Regions from separate parts of the Mus musculus genome. Here region 1 is linked to region 2. A link is a loop called in an ENCODE intact Hi-C map of the cell type or tissue named here. Cell type or tissue: gastrocnemius. All regions are shown on one strand.

Region 1 (2,500 bases), 550 kb before region 2:
GTAAAATGAAAAAAAACTTTAGACAAGATAATAGCCACAGCAAGAAACTATTCACTGTGGGCTGAGGGCTAATCTTTACCGAATGTTTAAATGAATCTCTGACCACCAACTTAGCGCTAAGGCTGAGTCACTTCAGCTCGGACCACACTGCTGATTTGGAACCATATGTGGCAATGGACAACTGAGAGAGGAGCCAGTTTCCATAGTAACTAGGTTACAGCCATGGTTCAGGTGTGCCCCCTAACATTCCATTTCCACACTTACCGATGAGTCCCTTGGTAGTGCTCGGCGTCACAGCTATGTGGGCAGGCATAGGGACAGGTTTGGCTTCCTCTGTAGTCACGGGCACCATGCTGCTGCTCTCTGCCTCAGCGGAGACATCCTTCCCACCCCTTCGCTTGATAGTGCCTGTGTCGCCTTCTGAGTCTTCTCCCCAGTAGCCCGTGGAAGACGCCCAGCTGGCCCGGGATTGGGCTTGTTCAAGACTCTCTCTACTTTGATTCTGTCTGTTATATTTTGTGCTATGATCAGAAAACATCATTTGGTCCATATGGCCACCGGAGGCCCATATACTTGCAGCATCCCCTGAATAGTCAAAGTGAGTGTGCCCAAATGGCAGTGTTTCCCAGCTTCTCTGGTGCTGAATGGTCTGTATGTTGTCATGGGAACCACTTGAGCATGATGTCCAGCTCCCACGACCGCTGTCAGCAGCATCGAGGGAAGCACGGTCCCCTTGGTCATGGGAAAGCTCCTCTGTGCTAGGAGAAGAGATGACCGTCGCTGCGGCATACAGGCCTCGGCTTTCAGACACTGGGGCATACGACCTATCCAGCAAAACACAGGAAAGGAAGATGTGAGGCTGTTAAACAAACACCCTTGTGCTGATGACAAGCTCTTGGTTTGAAGTCTAGGCTGGCCTTCAACTCATGAACCTCTTCCTCAGCCTAAGTGTTAGGATGATAGACATGAGCTGCCATGCCTATACAAATCTTTCCCCTTAGAAAGGCAGCTTTCTTCCACCCTAGAGAGGAAGAAAGTACTCTTGAATGGGATCAGAGATCTGCCATATTGCTCATTCATCTTACAAAGCAAACATGGGGAGGGAAGGACAGCCTGCTACAAAGAAGGGGCACTTACACTTTCCTTACAAGGTTCAGGGTGGCAGAATATACTCTGGTTACCCATGGAAGGCAGATCAGACAGAGACTGGACTGTGTCTACTACTGCTGCAGTCTTCCTCCAGAAGAAGGAAGGCCACAAGGAGTAAACACATTACAAAAGCAGACTGCACAACAAAAATAGCACGGCACTTACTCACAGACCCACAGAGAGAGACAGGAAAGATCGCAAGGAACAGACGCTTACCCTAAGCTGTATTGATCAGGCTCCATCAGGGTCCGCCGCTCCATCCTGCCCACACCTAGGTTGCTCTCCACAATGCTGACAGAATGCCTCTGGCGCCGTTCATCATGCAGAGAGACTGGCACCGAGTCAAAAGAAGAATTGCTGACAATACTGGATCGTGAAGAAATCTCACTGTGACCTGAATCTGAGAAATTATCCACGGTGCCACTGAGAGCCAGTGCATAACCTGAGTGAGAAAGGTAAATGTAGTAGTTAGATATTTTAAGCTTCAAAAACTAAACAGGTCCACCAAATGGGCAAAAACTGTAAGTTGACAATGAAATGGGGGTTTATTCAAGAAGGTATAAATACCTGAAGACTAAGAGATTCAAATTTTACTCTAATAAAGTGTAAGTTACTTATTCAATGGTGAGAAAAGTATCTATTGTTACGCACTCTTGGTAAAGATGAAGAAACTATGACGTGTCTCAACTACTCTTGCTTCCTTAGCTACAAACACACTGCTTAGTAAAGACTCAGCTGAGAACAGCTCAATGACTGAGCACTTGTCTGGCTTGTCTGAGGCATCAATTGCAATCTTAGCAGAGTAAGACAACACAAACAAAACTGGAAGCAAAACCTCCCACAACCAAACTCCATCAAGAAGAACCCATCAGTTTTAGAAGTATGGACCCAACTCTCAAACTGCTGACAGCAAGTGTCTTATTTTCTTTTTTTATTTTTCAAGATAGGGTTTCTCTGTATAGCCCTGGCTGTTCTAGAACTGGCTCTGTAGACCATTGGACTCAGATCCACCTGCCTCTGCCTCCCTAGTGCTGGGATTAAAGGTGTGCGCCACTGTGCCTGTCTGAGTGTCTTACTTTCAACAGATGTCAACAGATGTTTTGACTTTTCGAGAATGTCACCAAAGTCCACTAGGAAGTAGCCACACATTCTTTAGAGTTTAAGTGGAGACACGAATACAAGGATAAGACACGAAGAAGGTACTTTTGGATTCCTGTCATCTATTTTCTCAACATTAATATTGTATTAGCTGAATGACCTACAAGATAGCTGTTTTGAAGGATGTAGCATGCATTTCCTCAGCCCTGCTCTGGCTCAATACATGTTCATTTCCTGTCCTGAGAGGCTTCTT
Region 2 (2,500 bases):
AAGGAAAGAGCCTCCATAAGTATGTCTGTCCAAGGGCCAACCAACAGTGTGATCTACTCTTCCAGGTTTCCACTTCTTTTCATCAATAATCCATAACTAAAACCAAAAAACAAAGTCCATGAGGTCTTACAGTATTAATTATATTAATATTATGTAACATGTAATACTGTGTAATATTAATTACATGAAAGCGCACATGAAAGCGCACAAAAATTATTTTGTACACTAAAAAGTATTATAATCAAATGATTGCCTGTTAAACCAACATAAAGAAGTGGGTCACAAAAGTTATGAACCCATTAGCACTTCAAATGAAGAACTTCTTTTGTGGGAGTACAAAAAAAAAATTATTGAAAATTTTCTGTAGTACTGGCTACGTAAGCGCGCTCACTGTTGCAGGCATGGGGAAATCAATGGAGTAGCACAATTCAGATCTGTCAGTTTACCTCTCTTACTTCAGCCATCTCACAATGGGATCGTTGTTCACTGCAAGCTTTTTTTTTTTTTTTAATATTTTTATTAGGTATTTTCTTCATTACATTTCCAATGCTATCCCAAAAGTCCCCCATACCCTCCCCCCCACAATGCAAGCTTTTATTCACAAAATATTGAATTGTTTATTTATTTATTTATTTTTGCAATGCTGGAGATTGAAATCAGACCCTCATACATTTTAGGCAGCACTCTATGACATCCCAAGCCCTTTAAAATACATACATACATACATACATACATACATACATACATACATATATGCATGCATACATACATACATACATACATACATATGCTGGTCATGGTAGTGCAAAGATTTCTTAAAATGGTAGGCAGGAAGATTTCTTAAAATGCTTAAATTAGCTTGGGATGTAGCTCAAGTAGAATGTTTGCCTAACATATTCAAGGTCCTGAGTTTAATCCCTAGCACTGCAAACAAAGTTTAAAGGGTTAATAGAGTATAGAATAAATTAAGAAAATATACATTTAACTTTACTAAATTTTAGATCAATATACAGTGTCTATTTCCTGAAATATTTTCACATAATTTTGAATAAATAATTCTTTTTAAGATGTGGCCATTCTAAAAGCAACACATGAGACAGCCATAGAAGGGCAGGTTATGAAAAATATTAAGGTTCAAATATTTTCAAGTTTACAAGTTACTGTAGATGTAATTTTGGCAATCATTTGACCTGTTTAGTTTTAGTTATAAGGAACAGCTTAGATTAATGAAAAAAAAATGAAGTGTAAAATTAAATCAGCATTATAAACTACATGATAGTACAAATTAAATCCCATCATTTAAGATTAAAATTGTACAAGCAAACCAGGATACCTCCTTCAAACCAATTCCGTAAGTCTGTGCATCACAGCTGGCCCTCAGATCAAATTTCTTATAAAGCTGCTTGGCTAGGTGTCCATGGCAACCCTCTGCAAAGACTGTGACTTTGGCATGCAGTTCCAGTCCTCTCTCAAATGTTGTCTGAAGAGCAAAAACATGTTAAAAAACAACAATATTTGATAAACTAAACAATAATTTAGGTACACAAGACATGGTAGACCTATGTACTGGAAGGAAACTATCGGGACTGTCTATTATAAGTAGAATCTACATTTCCATCTCCGTACATTCCTGACTTTGCTTTTTCCATCAGAAGCAAAGGCCGTCCTCTTACTTATGAGTCATGAAAAGAAAATATGAATTAGATACCATAGAGAACCTAGTTACATCTTATCTCTGCCTCCTGAGTGCTGGGATCAAAGGCGTGCGCCATCACGCCCAGCTGTAATTTTTAAATGTGAGTGCTGTCTGCATGTACACATGCATGCCAGAAGAGGGTTTCAGATCAGCTGGGAATTGAACTCAGGACCTCTGGAAGAACAAGGCACCACTGCTCTTAACCGCTACGCCATCTCACCAGCCTAGTTACATTCATCCATTTAAGCATAGGTAGACTGCACTCAACATGTTATACTTGTGTTGAGCTCAAACTTGCCTCCGTTTTTTTTTTTTTTTTTTTTAAGCAACTGTAAAAAACAGTACTATTCTTAATTATATTCTAAAGCCCACATATTGTGCGGCTTATAGGAAGACCTAAACATTGAGCTTGAGTTGGTTCTTTTTGTTGAGAAAGGATCTTGTATGTAGGTAGCTTAGGCTGGTCTCGAACCTCAGCCTCAGCCTCTCATGTACTGGGACTGCAGATGGGCAGTGTGCCCTGCTAGCTCTTGTTCAGCACATAACTATTAAAAGGTATACCTTTGGTGCACCATCCTTTTGTATGCCTACATCATTAGTGGCGATTCCTTTTACACTACCATCTTCATGATAAAGGACCTAAAAATGATAAAAGTAAATTTATTATTATCTCAGATTCATATTAACTTTGACATATTTGAAATGATGATGATTACAGTTTATTTGTGAAGCAAGAAGGGGCCGGGGGAAGTAAAAAGCATAATCCTGAAGTTGAGAAATTGTACTATTCTGACATTCTCATTT

What was found. Peaks named below come from ENCODE experiments on the same cell type or tissue, not always from the same donor. Only the 100,000 strongest peaks of a DNase experiment are listed, where the experiment ranks them.
Region 1: a loop joins it to region 2, with 3 times the contacts of the local background. A loop is called at or near these places in 3 of 42 quality-filtered maps.

What each region holds. Positions count from the first base shown.
Region 1 is chr3:79,068,625-79,071,124 of GRCm38, forward strand. It overlaps Rapgef2 (Rap guanine nucleotide exchange factor (GEF) 2), which reads right to left. Exons shown (of 24, transcript NM_001310536.2): 21 at 1,366-1,591; 22 at 265-824. Among named protein-coding and RNA genes, the nearest start is that of Gm52609, 13 kb to the left of the region's middle. In gastrocnemius, no CTCF peak of the experiment used is centred here; a DNase peak (open chromatin) is centred at 1,449.
Region 2 is chr3:79,613,667-79,616,166 of GRCm38, forward strand. Etfdh (electron transferring flavoprotein, dehydrogenase) reads right to left here. Exons shown (of 13, transcript NM_025794.2): 6 at 2,258-2,335; 7 at 1,334-1,480; 8 at 1-96. Among named protein-coding and RNA genes, the nearest start is that of Etfdh, 14 kb to the right of the region's middle. In gastrocnemius, no CTCF peak of the experiment used is centred here; no DNase peak of the experiment used is centred here.